2 separate regions of the Homo sapiens genome follow, and region 1 is linked to region 2. A link is an interaction called in ENCODE POLR2A ChIA-PET data of the cell type or tissue named here. Cell type or tissue: IMR-90. All regions are shown on one strand.

Region 1 (8,000 bases), 470 kb before region 2:
AAATCAGCATAAATATCAAGGGTTCTAATAATAGTCTATTGTGAAAGATTTTGAGACCCTTGCACTTAATATGACTTGTGCAAGAAATTTCATCATTACTTTTACATTTCCAAAGTTAATTTTCTTCTAAATGAGTAGTACCAGTGAAATGCTCATTCTACATTACTCCTATCTCTGCTTCTCTTGTCACACTGCCTTCTCCCCGTATGACCTTCCTGCATTCCTCTTACAAGTACTTTGTGATGACATTGGGCCCCCTGGATAATCTAGGATAATGGCCCTATTTCAATATCCTTAACTTAATAACATCTGCAAAATTCCTTTTACCTTGTAAGGTAACACATTCATGGGTTCTGGGGATTAGGACCTGGACAGCTTTGAGGGGGCCATTAGTCCTCCTACCACAGGAGAAGAGAGGCTAGAGGTGGGAAGGGAGGTGGGACATAAAATGGTAAATCAAGATGACCTGGCCTCCTCAATAGCAATAGGCAAGATTTCTCCCTGAGACCTCTACCAGCTAGCTATTCTCCCTGTATAACAGGAGTTAATGCTCCTCACAGGCACATTTCCGTGAAGAATGCTAGACATTCCCTCCATGTCTTAAAGGTAGGGCCAAAAGCTTCACCAAAACTCCAGCAGGCAGCTAAACTTTTTTTTCTAACGTGGATATTAGAAACAAAAGTCACAAAGCAGAGAAGTGTAGGAAAGAAGAGATTTAATTTGGGGGTTTAGAATATGAGTGGGTCACAGCTCCTCTTTTCACCAGTGTTTTAGCTATGCTTATGCAGAAACGTTGTAGATTTAGAACAACTATTTTATTTTGTTAAGGATAAACACTGAAGAAGAAAATATGTATACAAATGTACACACAAATTACAGAGTGGGACTTGCACCACTCAGCATGTTGAATGGTATGGATAAAATGAACCACAGCTATTTTATTTATTTTTTATTTATTTATTTATTTATTTTTATTATTATACTTTAAGTTTTAGGGTACATGTGCACAACGTGCAGGTTTGTTACATATGTATACATGTGCCATGTTAGTGTGCTGCACCCATTAACTCGTCATTTAGCATTAGGTATATCTCCTACAGCTATCCCTCCCCCCTTCCCCCACCCCACAAAAGGTCCCAGTGTGTGATGTTCCCCTTCCTGTGTCCATGTGTTCTCATTGTTCAATTCCCACCTATGAGTGAGAACATGTGGTGTTTGGTTTTTTGTCCTGGCGATAGTTTGCTGAGAATGATGGTTTCCAGCTTCATCCATGTCCCTACAAAGGACATGAACTCATCATTTTTTATGGCTGCATAGTATTCCATGGTGTTTATGTGCCACATTTTCTTAATCCAGTCTATCATTGTTGGACATTTGGCTTGGTTCCAAGTCTTTGCTATTGTGAATAGTGCCACAATAAACATACGTGTGCATGTGTCTTTATAGCAGCATGATTTATAATCCTTTGGGTATATACCCAGTAATGGGATGGCTGGGTCAAATGGCATTTCTAGTTCTAGATCCCTGAGGAATCACCACACTGACTTCCACAATGGTTGAACTAGTTTACAGTTCCACCAACAGTGTAAAAGTGTTCCTATTTCTCCACATCCTCTCCAGCACCTGTTGTTTCCTGACTTTTTAATGATCGCCATTCTAACTGGTGTGAGATGGTATCTCACTGTGGTTTTGATTTGCATTTCTCTGATGGCCAGTGATGATGAGCATTTTTTCATGTGTCTTTTGGCTGCATAAAAGTCTTCTTTTGAGAAGTGTCTGTTCATATCCTTTGCCCACTTTTTGATGGGGTTGTTTGTTTTTTTCTTGTAAATTTGTTTGAGTTCATTGTAGATTCTGGATATTAGCCCTTTGTCAGATGAGTAGGTTGCAAAAATTTTCTCCCATTCTGTAGGTTGCCTGTTCACTCTGATGGTGGTTTCTTTTGCTGTGCAGAAGCTCTTTAGTTTAATTAGATCCCATTTGTCAATTTTGTCTTTTGTTGCCATTGCTTTTGGTGTTTTAGATGTGAAGTCCTTGCCCATGCCTATGTCCTGAATGGTATTGCCTAGGTTTTCTTCTAGGGCTTTTATGGTTTTAGGTCTAACATTTAAGTCTTTAATCCATCTTGAATTAATTTTTGTATAAGGTGTAAGGAAGGGATCCAGTTTCAGCTTTCTACATATGGCTAGCCAGTTTTCCCAGCACCATTTATTAAATAGGGAATCATATCCCCATTTCTTCTTTTTGTCAGGTTTGTCAAAGATCAGATAGTTGTAGATATGCGGCATTATTTCTGAGGGCTCTGTTCTGTTCCATTGGTCTAGATCTCTGTTTTGGTACCAGTACCATGCTGTTTTGGTTACTGTATCCTTGTAGTATAGTTTGAAGTCAGGTAGCATGATGCCTCCAGCTTTGTTCTTTTGGCTTAGGATTGACTTGGCAATGCGGGCTCTTTTTTGGTTCCATATGAACTTTAAAGTAGTTTTTTCCAATTCTGTGAAGAAAGTCATTGGTAGCTTGATGGGGATGGCATTGAATCTATAAATTACCTTGGGCAGTATGGCCATTTTCACGATATTGATTCTTCCTACCCATAAGCATGGAATGTTCTTCCATTTGTTTGTATCCTCTTTTATTTCATTGAGCAGTGGTTTGTAGTTCTCCTTGAAGAGGTCCTTCACATCCCTTGTAAGTTGGATTCCTAGGTGTTTTATTCTCTTTGAAGCAATTGTGAATGGGAGTTCACTCATGATTTGGCTCTCTGTTTGTCTGTTATTGGTGTATAAGAATGCTTGTGATTTTTGCACATTGATTTTGTATCCTGAGACTTTACCGAAGTCGCTTATCAGCTTACGGAGATTTTGGTCTGAGACGATGGGGTTTTCTAGATATAACCAGACCTATTTTATATCAGAGACCAATAAAAGGAGAGAGTCCCCAAAGTCGGTTTGCATGAGGGTTTTGTTGATATCTTAGCAGAGGTTCAAGGATGCACTTAGTCATCCAGTCACCTGGCAGTCTGAGGCTTCCTTACCCTCCGTTATACCCGATGAGCTAAGCAACAGTAGACAGTGTCTTCATGCAAGGGGCACTGAGCACAGGCCTCCGGTCTTACAAGCCTACATCCTTGACCAGAAAGGAAGGAATCCTGCAGATTTGTTATAAAGATCTCCATACAGGGAATTTGGTGTGGAGATAAACATAAACCACACTTTTTCCCCTATAATTATATTTACAATCTTTTAAAAATTCAACTTCTGCAGTAAATCTAAGTGCCAGTGTGAGAAGAGCTAAGCTGTCCATTTTCACTTTGCCAATTTCCACAAAGAGAAACAAAGATTTTTTTCATGTGTGCAAGAATTCCCAAATTTAGTCAAGACTGGAATTTCACTGTTTTTATTTTTATAGCAGCAGTGTTTTGCCCATGGGGTGGGAGGAATAAAGAAATGGGAAAAAGAAACAATTTGCCATTAACTTAACAGGAATTGAGGGTGAGGAGTGAAAATCAAAGTATTTTTGATTTTCTTCATGAGTGATTGGGTCAGTTATTTGGTCAAGCCCATAGGAGGATGTCAAATAATGCTGATATAGGGACCTTGAAAAATCACCTTTTGTTTCTGTGGAAAAAGGAGAGAGGAAATTGAGGTGAAACTGTAAAATGTTTCATTTTTTTATGAAACCAGCAATAGAGAAGGTCCTCTTCAGCCGCCAGTGCAAATGTTTTTGCAAAGTTCAACTGCCAAGTGTCCTTTGATGCCTGCCAGTTTTCATAATTGAAAGATACCTTTTTAAATGAACTTGCTGGTTTTCTATTGGGCTAGAGCAACCTTCCCACATCTCGGTCATTCTCTTCCCTCCAGCAAGACCCAGTTCCTTCAAGGACTTCAGTGAAGATATGTGACATTGGAAGGCATATTGCCATGAGAACGCAATACTCAGTGGCACTATTTTACACCAAAGGGATTTTTCATCATAGTTTAACACTTTTTACTACAAATTACATGGTGAAATGCAAACCAATAATCTCCAAGCAGTGTCAGACAATCAGTTCATACATGAGAACCCTATTGGTCTGCTAGGAATAAAACCAACTCTCGCCTTGTTATTGAACAACTTTGCATAAAACCTGAACTGGGAGAATAACCAAAGAAGTAGAGTGAAGGCAAACACTAATGTCTATAAGAAAACTATTATTTTTGTAGCGGGAAAGGCTGCAAAAAGACACCAAAAGTGTGTTTTCATTGCACTTCATCAAGTCATTTAATAAACCTGCCATTCCTAACACACTACTGGCTACTTTGGAATTGTTTTCGCAGTTACTCAGCAGGAAACTAACATTTGAACTTACCAGTCTTTTGAGTTGCAAATTCAATTTTAAACTTTTTATTTACAAAGCCTCAAGAATATCTATCACTCCAGGCAGAGGAACGATAATAACATCAAGTTTTATGAATTATTACTTTCCAATCAAGGGTGACAGACTTGCTTATAAGAACAGGGTGAGACTTTTCATAAGCAGTAGAGTTCCATCCAAGTTCTCCTGATTCTATTTTGCCAAAGAAAGGAAAAGGATATTACATTTTAAAATAAAATTCCTCCAAATAAAATCCTACCAATGCTTAATGTCTGTGAGTTCTTGTGGTGGCTTTATGTTGTAAATGCTAAGGTTTCATATTACTTATATAAGCTTTAGTCTCCAATAGAGCTGGCAAACAAAACCCAAGAATGCTGAAACAGCTGTAGTACTGTATCTGAGTCATTTGGACGAAAACAGGCAGCGGGGCACGACGCCGGAGCAGTGTTCTCTCAGCCCACTACAACTCTTAGCTTTTCATTTCAGCTTCCAGACAAAGAACTAGTGATGGCTGCGAATCTCATGAAAACTCAGTGAGGCATACAAGTTGGATATTAAGGCAGGAACTTGCTAATATTTTTAAAGGGTCACTTCAAAGGAAAATTCCACGTTCTCAGAATTAAATCCAATTCCTTAGAGGCTTTGATTCTATTCTTGCAAAGGGTGAATCTTACAGATATCCAAACAGCCAGTGCCAGTCAAGAAGAGATGTATTTTAAATAAGAAAGCCACACAAGGATGGCTACAAATCCTCTACATTAAACTGCATTAGTTTTCACTTCCATTAATTCAGAGTCAGTTACAGAACTGGCCTGAAGTTTGGTAATCAAATCAAGGATAAAAAGAATTATAATTTAAATAGTTTAAAACAGTTTATTAGTCTTTTAAAAATAGGAGGATTTCTTCAATTATAAATCACTGACATGTTAATTATAAATAATGCTTAAAGAGTGGCACTCTAATTATAAATAAGGCTCATCTGTAGGTCTTCCAAGACCCCCCCCCCGCAAGGCAGCTGTTCTTTGCATACATAGTTCAAGTTACTCAGTGTGTGAGAAGGTGGTAAACTCTAGCTTTAAACACAGTTTATTAAAATGTGTGTCTCACAAATTGAGTTTGCCTCATTTCCATAAGCCTAAAATAGTAAAATGTTTGCTGTAGTCCTTTAGTGCACATTTATTCTCAGAACACCAACTCATCGTGGAACCTTAGGTAAGTTACTTAACCTCTCTGAGCCTAAATGTATTCCTCCAGAGAAATGTTAGTTTCCATTCGATTAATGAGTTAATGTATATAATGCACTTAGTAGAATACATGGAACAAGGTAGGCCCTTAGAAAATGATAGCTATTATTGATAGTAGTTGTAATCATAAAAATGGAATATGATAGATTCAGCTGATGTTTTAAGCCACTAATTTAGAATTTCTCCGATTTTTTGAGCCATAAATCTATAATAATTAAAAACGATTTTGACAAGAGTTCAAGAGGAAATGGGTCCCTTGTTTGCCAAAGGGACTTGGTAAATAAGGGCTGGGTATCAGTGAGGAAAGACATGTGAGTGAGGAGATCCACAAAGACTCAGACTGACCACCGAGATAAAATCACATTTCACCATGTCCCTGGCTGCCTTCTCGTCTACACTCCAAGTCTCCAGAAAATGATGGTCAACGTGCTGATTTTAATATGACAGCTTTGAAAGGCTTGTGCCCCTTCACCTCAATTTTCTGGAAACCTCATTTTTCTTAACTCTCCAAGGCAGCTTTCCAGCCAAGGAATCTATGAGCTAGTTGGGTAGAGCTAGTTAGGTTCTTAATCCAAAAGAATGTCAGGTTTCAGTGTCAAAAAGGAAGGGAATCTGAAGCCATTCTCACATGCATCGCTGTCTTTCATACGGGAAAGAAGGCTTTGGTGGTGGGTGCTATGAGTGTGTGTCTCTACTCAAAGGATTAGTGAGGGTCTTTTCCCCTTAAGTAATTAGAGAACAGACCTTTTTTATTAAAACATATCTCCTAGAAAGATATGTTTGGATATCTTTATTGAGCTCCTTCTACATGCCAGTTATTGCTCTACATTCTACTGAGGAAAGAGGAGTGATAAGATGTGGTTTTTGTCCTCCACTTACAAATGCAGGTACCATGTGCAGGACCTGTTGCTATTTGCAGCTCCAAGTCTTAGACCTATGGTTCTGCCCCTAACCTTCACCTAGAAAGAGATATCACAACCCAACATAGATCTCTGTTTTATGTTTTTCCTTGCTTAGGAGGAGCTGTATGATACAAATTTCCTTTGCAATAAAGATATTCATCTGACAGGCAGAGGTTTTATTTCTTAAAAGTGAGTTCAAACAAGCCTCCAGAGATCGGTCAAAAAGAAAGTTTACTTCTTCTCAATTATGGTATATATTTTAAAAGGGATTTTTCAAAATATAATTTTCCTTTCCTAAAAGTTCTTCCTCAGCTCTGCCACTTATCTGCTGTGAGAGATCCTGGCCAATTTGCTTACCCTCTTGTGCCTCAGTTCCTGCATCTGTAACATGGGAAAACAATAGCCCCTGCCTATAGGGCTGTTGTGGAGGCATAAATGACAAAAGACAGAAGTCTCTTGGAACAGTGCTTGGCATGCAGTAAGCATCCAATAAAGGTCAGTCATCATTATGATTGTTAATTTTCTTTTTCTTTCTTTTTTTTTTTTTTAAGACAGAGTTTTCCTCTGTCGCCCAGGCTAGAGCGGAGTGGCACGATCTTGGTTCACTGCAACCTCCGCCTCACGGGTTCAAGCGATTCTCCTGCCTCAGCCTCTCAAGTAGCTGGGATTACAGGCGCCCACCACCACACCCAGCTAATTTTTGTAATTTTAGTGAAGACGGGGTTTCACCATCTTGGCCATGCTGGTCTCGAACTCCTGACCTTGTGATCCACCCACCTTGGCCTCCCAAAGTGCTGTGATTACAGGCATGAGCCACCGTACCTGGCCATCATTGTTATTTTTCAATTACATTAATATTGGTTGTAGTATTCTCCTGCTAGGTTGTTAGGCAGACACTGTGATAGAGGGTCACAGAAGAGTGAAGCGGTTCTATATGTATTATAGTATCTCCTTAGTAGGCCACAGTGCCATTAAACCCTTAACCATGCTATGTAGCTTAGAAAATAAAACCACTAAGTAAGAGTATAAAAACTTTATTTTAGCCCCAGTTCTTCTATGCATTTGCTATGTCATTTTGGATAAGCCAATTGCTAGGATCACCAGACAAAAATACAGAATGCTCAGCTAAATGTAAATTTCATATAAGTAATATATTTTTAGTACAGTATAAGTATGCCTTATGCAAATGATAAAAAGTTATTCATTATTTACATGAAATTCAAATTTTGCTAGAAGACTTGCATTGTAATTTGTTAAATCTGGCAGTCCTGAGCTTCAATCTCTTTATAGATAAAATAATGATACTGAATTAGGTCAGTGTTTTCCTAACCCTACAGAACATTTTCTAGGAGACATGTTTTAATAAAAAGAATTCATTCTCCAATTAATTAGGGAAATGCAACAAGTTGTTGCCCCCTTTTAGAAATTTAGAGTATAAAGTAGTATATTGAATGTTACAAAAACCCCAGCAGTAAATAAACCTGCTTGACTTTGTTTAAG
Region 2 (8,000 bases):
ACATAATGCATTGGAACATGACATGAGATTAAGGTATACTAACAAATTTTAAAACCATATAATTTTATGTCTTTGCAATATAATCGGACTAGACAATTGGTAAAGTTGAAATTTTTACGTGAACTAAAATCAATAAGTAATTACTCATAAACAGAAATCATCATATGAAGTGGCCATAAGCTGAGTTGTCTAGCTTACTAAAACTCCAGATTTTTTTTTTATACAGGTAATGTTCTTCTCAGCATCCTAAGGTCTAACTCCAACTGAATTTATTCCAAAAATATGTATTTATAGTAATTTTTATTTTCTTAAGGTTATTACAGTGTACTCAGTAAAATATGAACTTTTCATCTTATAAAATGGAGAGTTTAAATCAAATGGAATTTAGTGCTTAGCTGTTTGACAGGTGGAAGAGTAGTAGGTAGAGCCTGCAAAATTAGGTAAAATTGATGAGAATATTTTAAGAAAATGTAAAGTATTCCAAGTACTGCCCTAACCAAAAGTGGCAATATGGTCGAAACTGAAAAAACCACTTTCTTAAGCAGAAATTACTAGTATCTTACTCAACATACACTGAGTAAAATATTTCAGTTGTTAATATCAAAAGTTGCAGACTCTAAAAATAAAATTGTAGAATCCCTAAACCTCCAGTGATTTTTATAGTTTTAGTTGAAAATTTCAGACAGTATTTAACTAATACAACTTTCATTTTCTAAAATGGTAATCTGGTATAGTGAAAATGAACTTATTGAACAGTATTACTAAGTATTACTTGGTTAATTCTTTCATAGTAAAGTATTAATCTTATATGTACATATATGTGTGCGTTTATTTGTGTAAAAACTATTTGCTAAAGTAAGGTTTACTAACATAATACAATTTTTTTTAATTTTTTCACCTAAAAATATTTATATACTTAGAGGAAATGTCAAAGGTTTGTTTTCATGAGAAAATTATTATTTAGTCTTAAGAATGAAGTATATCATCACGATCATAGAACTGCTTTTAACTTCCAACAATGTAAAATTTTTAAAGATGAATTCTGAGGTGTGTTTAAGAGTGAATGTTGAAATACATATCAAAATACTAAAAACTGAAATTTGATATTTCTATATTGGATATTAGGTAGATAAACCAGGAATGAATCAATTAACAGTTGAAGTTAAATAAAATGTAAAGATGTTTAGAAATCAGAGTTTAACATAAGGGTGAAGTTTAGATACTTTTATATTGGTGTCATACTGTAATGTGGTTCAGATAAATATGAGGTATGGAATGTCTTCATATGTTTGATTTGAGATTTTTATGAAAAAGCAGCTTAGTTTGAATAAAATGAAAATAAATACAATTTTTCCCTCACTGACTTAACAGCTATTTTTCAGGTTAGAGAACATTAAGATGAAAAGTGGAAAATACAGTTACCTGAGTATCTGGGAAAAAAAATCCAGGTTCAGTTTGTCACTTTCAATGCAGGTATCTTTAGAACAGCCTTAATGAGTTAAATAGGAAAAGAGAGACAGCATTTGAGTTTATATGGTAGATAAGATATAAATCCACAGAGTCGTCCAAATTTAGAGAGTTTGTGATTTGTGATCTTTGAAGATATCAAAACTTATTTTGAACACAAATATTTAGCATCATATAATTGTTCTTCCTATAGTTATTATACTGGGTTATAAACTTCTAATAATTTAGCTTAGTAAATAATTTCATATCTAAAAGAATCAATACAAATATTAACAGTTTACTTGTATTTGGTCAATTCTTACAGGGTGAGAAACTTTAACCTAATTAGGAGTATGGGTTATTTTAGGAGGCCAATTAACAAAGAGTTCAACTGCTGTGTATGATTGGCTCTCTTTTAACTACCCCTTGTAAGACATTTTGTAAAGATTTTGACCGTTTTAAATTTGCAAACCTGATTATCTAAATTTAAGCCTTGATGTGTAGTTAATTATGTTGGAATTTGGGGGAAGAGATTTATTGTGTTAATTTTTATCTTTTTTTCAGTGATTTGTATCTCATTTTTTCAATATTTATGTTTTTGGCTAAATGCACAATCAGGGTTAAATAACATTCACTTTTGGGAAAAATTCTTAGCTGTCCCTAAAATACAGTTATACCATCATTGTTCCTGTCTTACTGAAATAGTTTTTTTAGTATAGAAAGAATATTTGAATAAACTAGAATAGAGGTAACTTAACATATCTACATATGAAGGAACTTAAAATTATTATTTGTCAGAGATGTATAATGCTAGTTTATAAGGATATGTTACATTTTAGGCAGTTTGTCAGCTATGACATTTTAATAGAGGTTTTATATATTGATGAGAATTTGTTAAATAATAGATACAATTAACTTTTTAAATAAAAGTTTTAAAAATATTTATTTGAAGCAGTTTTGTTCATGTGTGTATTTTGTGTTTTTTCTTAAACTAGCAAATAACATCCTTAACCTCTTTCAGTTTTTCTTCAAATGAGATCTAATGTATCAGAATTATATTTTCTGATAAGCATTTTTCAAAGGGTAATATTTAATTAATGTGAAGGTTTAAAATTAAATACATTTTGAAGTGAAATTTCTATTCACAGCACCACAAACCACACTTTTGATACTTCATTAACATATTATTTGACTTAGTTTTACTTTCCTATTTTCATGGTTAGAATCTTAGAGGAGAAATGTGAAGCATGTTTCACATGTGGCTGCTGAGACTGATTAATCCCACTGGTTAATAGTTTATTAATCCATTACTGTTTCTAAGTGTCTGAATTTTTAAAAATCTTGCTTGAGGATTTGCTGTTAGTCTTTTTTATTTTATAGCCTTCATACAAAACAAATATATTTAAAGTATCTTGTTATCCTCTGGTCTTCAGAATTATTTTTATTATTATTAACATTTTTTGTTCCTCATTGAGTTGCTAAGCAGAAAATTTTTTCAATTGTGATAAAAATAGAAGATTGGGGTTGGGTTTTGATTTGTTACAAAATATCTAAATTTAAAATATTGTTACTGTTTCATACTTTTATTTTAAAATGTCTCAAACTTAGCCTTCTTGATTAGGTATTATTATTTAAACTTACTTGCCAGTTCTAGCCTATGTGGGTTTTTCTTTTTAATAGTTTATAGATCTCCAAATTTTTCTGACTTTTTATATTTTTCTGAATCACAAGTTGCTTAAGGTTCTAAAAGATGAGTTGCATTTACAGTTAAAGCTGTAAGTCTATAAATAGCATCACATTACATTTAAAGGTAATTGAACAGTGAATATTTCTATTTCTGTTACTCATCAATTAATACTATGTACTTACTAAGTTTTTAACTTTGTATTGCACATTTAAAATAGGTAAATTGCATATGGAAGTTTTTTTAATGGGATTTATGCAAAAACAGTATGGACTAAAATCTTATTTCTTTGCTAATAGTGTCTAAAGTCAAACATATGGTGGTGATTAGATATGGGGCACTTGGGAGCTAGAGGCATTTTGTAAGCAAAATAAAGTGTCATTTCTTGATTGGAGTTTTACACTTTCTTATTTTCCAGGAGAATAGGTAGGGAAGTTACTCTCAATGAATTTACCCCAACATTGGTTAAAACTCTTCAGAGAATTTTGATAATTGAGCGGTTAAATCTAGACTTACAAGGGGAAGATTATTATATATGTCATTAATTTCCTTTTCCTTGCATACATTATAGGTTCCCTTTATAATCAAAACACCAATTTTGTCTTTTTTCTCTCCCCACCCCACTTTTTAAAGAAAAATTATTTTAAAAATAATTTTATCATATAGTGATATAAGCAGACCTTGAGAGGTAGATTGATGTCTGAACCATTTTTCCTCTGTGTGTCAGTTTGATATTCTTTTCTCAGCTTGCTGTTTAAGAAGCAGCAGCAGCAACAGCAACAGCAGTGAATAAACAAGTTATCACCACAGCCCTTGTTCTTACCCCTTACAGCTGGGAGCAGAGGCTGGGAGATCGATGCTGCTTGTCAGCTGTTGTGCAGAATAACATCAATATGCAATAATGGTGGCCAAAGGAGCCTGCACCCATCCGTTTTTACAAACCCAGGTGGGAAGAGCCCAACTGTCACTGTACCACATACACAGTATAGAGAATACATTCTTTAGCAGAAAGGTTGCAGCATAAAGAGAACAGTAGATGCTTGTAGTTCTTAGACTCTATTATTTTTTACTATTTCTCTGTGGCTTTAGTTCATTTAATTTTTATTCAGTTAATTCCATCCATTAGAATGGAAAACCTGTCTTGCTTCTGGAGGTATATATAGTATGTTTCATGTATATATGGTATGTTTCATGTTTTCACTTTTAAGCAGGTAGACTGAAAAAAATTATAATTAGTTGCTGATATCACAAGTTAGGTAATATATTGAGGATAGAAAAGAAAAGCTGGCTATGGCCACACAGGAGTGTTTCTTTCACTTTTGGACTACATTATCTTTGTTTTATAAAAGCCCAGTCTAACAAGACCGAATTCTTGTTGATTTCACTATAATAAAAGAAAGAAAACAACATTCTATATTAACTTAGTGTTGTAAATAACTAAAAGCAGGCAACAGATGAAAACTTATGTCTTTTTTCTTACTACTAAACTGCTTACTTTTTCTATTTACCATTTCTCACTGAAATATCTTTTATCTGAACTTTTTATCTAGAAAGCTTAGATTATTCTAAATCTTTTGGAAACAGGACTTTGTAATTTCAAATAATATAGAAGAATGTTTTTATTTTTATAATTTGAATTTGCGCCGATTTTTATAACCTAAATATTCTATTTTTTTTCTTCCTTTTACATCTAATTTCAATAGGTTAGAGTTACAGGGAAGTGTGAATGTTGGATTTCTATAAATGTTCTGAATTTATTTGTAGCGGTCTTGGTGGGAAACTACTAATGCCTTTTTTTTTTTTTTTTTTTTTTTTTTTAGTGTATAAAGCCAAATGTCCCATTTAAAGTTTGACATTTGCAATAGCATTCTATTTAAAAGGTAATCATATAGTTGCTTTCTGGTCACCTTCATTAAAATCACTCCTGATCACTCTCACTCTTAATATTTTCCTGTGCCAATCACAGTAAATTCAGAATATTAGTTCCCTGGTAATATTACTAAAAAAAGCTTTGTCATAGTATGTGTCTAGTTATCTGAAAAAATAAATGAGCCCACAACCTTTCTTGGCATTGTGAAGTCAAGCATATTCAGCCATAAATTGAGGTTACTTTTTTGTTGTTGTTGACTAATGCTAGAGGTTTTTAAAAAAAAGTTTATGTAATTTAACAGATAACATATTAATTACTGTTACCTCCCCTAACTAAAACATGAGTTACATAATCCTCTCTATTGAAAGCACCTCATTTTTAATCATTACTTACTGCTTAGTTGCCTGCAAACCACCTGTATGAGAATAACCTAGAATTTAAAAAATAAAATAAAAACATTTTTCCAGACCTGGAATTTGCATTTTTTTACAAGCTTTAAGAGATTTTTCTTAGGAGCACCACATTTGTGAGAAGCACTGCCCAAAATGAACTTGGAGGAGGGATTGTTCATACCCACAAACTATCTACTTTTCCTGCATCTTTTTTTCCCCTCTTTGGTCATCTTGGATCTAAGCTTAATATTTAATTAGGAATCTTATCATTTCTAGATTAAGTTCTTGAATCTTAAATTCGGCTGATTAAAAAATAGATTAAGTCTTGGTATTTCCTCAGTCACATGAGGAAAATCTGTGTTATCAGAGCTTTGTTTTCATGTAAGTGCCTTGGGCCAAATTTCAGTCTATTCTCTTTGTTTGGAACATTAGTATACCTATGTTAAACCAATACTTGATGAAAACCAAAGGAATTGATCACTTATGAATTTTTAAATTTTCATATAGATAGTGGCTGTTTTTCTTAAATATGCTTCCAAATGTTGGAGGAAATATAAAATGAGGAACTCTTCATATGCTGCTTGTGGGAGCATTTAGCAATATCTTTGTAAAGTTGAAGATACAATAGGCTTGAACCCAACAATTTTATTCCTAGATGCTCTAGGTAAACTCAAGACATGTAGAAAAAAGTCTTGGTTATTTTTAATAGGAAAAAAATGAAAGCAATGTAAATGTTAAGCAAGAAGAGAATGGCAAATTGTGACATAGTCATGTGATGAACTGTAAAGCTACTAAAATGAGAGCTGTGTTTATCATCATGGGTGAATATCCTACTTCAGCAAACAAATAAGTTGCATAAAGGTTATATACAGAGTAACGTATATAAAATATGTATGATATTATACCATTTATCAAAAGCTTGAAAGCAATGATAAAGTTTAAATTCTTGAATTGGTAGTAATAGTGTAAAAACATAGGAAATAAATATCAAATTCAAGATTATGCTTGCATCTTTGGAAAGAATGGAATGGAATCAGGGTATAGCTCACAAAGGACATCATCTGTATGTGTAATCAATTTTCATAAAAAACAAAGGGAAGTAAGTATGGCATAGTTTTAGATTTCAGTACAGCTGGATTGGGAGTCCAGAGATAGGATATGGAGGTTCATTTTGGTATTCCCTTGATTTTTCTGTGAATTTTGAAGCAAATGATTTTGAAATTTTTAAAAACATGCTGTTCTTTTTCTGTTAAGATTAGTCTACAATAAAGCGTATACTTGCAGTGCTCTGTTAAGAACATGGATGAATTTGTCATATCCTTTCTATTCTGTATCTTATAGTAAGTGCTTAACTATTAGTTGATGTAACAACTACAACTTAGAATCATGACCCACAGAAGCCAAACATGCTAACCAACTCAGATTACTAGCATATCTTTAAAAATGTCATATATTCCTTCCTTTGTGTACTTGGAATTGTGCAATATACAATACATGGATTATAGATGATGCAATTTTATGTGTGTGAGAGAGATTAATCAGTCTTGGAATATGATCTTGAATTTATCTTAAAATATCTGCAAATATATGATGTCCTCCAGAAGCTCATTGGGCTCCAAGTTAGAGTTTTAGCTTTGACTAAAATTTTTGACTTAAACTTCAAGAGGGCAATTGTAATAGAATAGCAAATTTTAAAAGCCAGTGATAAGCAGGATGTAGTGGCATGCAGGCCTGTAATCCCAGCTACTTGCGAGGCTGAGGCAGGAGGATAGCTTAAACTCAAGAGTTTGAGGTTGCAGTGAGTTAGGATCACACCATTGCACTCCAGCCTGGGTGATAGAGCAAGACCCCATGTCTTAACAAAAAAACTAACAAGAATGCTGCACTGGGCTGAAACATACAAATGCTGCTGGGTGTTTATAATCTGATTGTTCTGTGCTGTATAAGGATCAGAATACAGCGGTGGCAACCTCAGTTGAAATGTTCTAACTTATATAATGTGCTGAAATTTTTAAAGTCTTCCCTCTTTTTCCTAGGTTTAATAATGATAGAATGAAGACCACAATAAAAGAGACCTCTACTTAGCTCAGCAATTCTTACCTTGTAAGTATTAACTCTGAGTCTCCCTATTACTGTTTGGTGTCATGTTCTGGTTTATTTCTGATTTTTTTCCCTGCTTATCCTATTATGGTAACTTTCTAACCTCTCCTAGCCCCTCTACACGTTGAGATTTGATGTTAATTAATAGTTTAGAGCAAGAATAATGCCATTGCCTTGGTAAGTTATTTAGGGAAGTATTTTATACCCAGGCCCTATAATCTCCAAGTCTGAGAATCACAATTTTGAGCCCTTTTCCTTCAAAGGAATTAACAAATAGGTAATTGTCTTTTTTAGTACTCATTATTCAGGTTTATTGGTCTTATGGTTTTATAAATTGAGAGTATTCTCTCCACTTGAGAAATGATTTTGTAAAGTCTGTTTTTAATTTCATTAGGTTACACTTGAGACTTCTTTGTGAAGAGCTTAACATTTAGCTGTTAAAACTTGAGGAGGTGGCCGGGCGCGGTGGCTCACGCCTTGTAATCCCAGCACTTTGGGAGGCCGAGGT

The links. Peaks named below come from ENCODE experiments on the same cell type or tissue, not always from the same donor. Only the 100,000 strongest peaks of a DNase experiment are listed, where the experiment ranks them.
Region 1: POLR2A ChIA-PET joins it to region 2 with 16 read pairs; 2 of 35 experiments call an interaction of 5 or more read pairs at or near these places.

Annotation. Positions count from the first base shown.
Region 1 is chr13:50,540,709-50,548,708 of GRCh38, reverse strand. No RefSeq gene overlaps it. Among named protein-coding and RNA genes, the nearest start is that of DLEU1-AS1, 17 kb to the right of the region's middle. In IMR-90, no CTCF peak of the experiment used is centred here; a DNase peak (open chromatin) is centred at 4,718; H3K27ac peaks cover 280 bases.
Region 2 is chr13:50,067,592-50,075,591 of GRCh38, reverse strand. It overlaps DLEU2 (deleted in lymphocytic leukemia 2), which reads left to right. Exons shown (of 14, transcript NR_152566.1): 2 at 1-33; 3 at 3,963-4,076; 4 at 4,951-5,010; 5 at 7,429-7,495. Among named protein-coding and RNA genes, the nearest start is that of DLEU1, 11 kb to the left of the region's middle. In IMR-90, no CTCF peak of the experiment used is centred here; no DNase peak of the experiment used is centred here; H3K4me3 peaks cover 297 bases; H3K27ac peaks cover 2,209 bases.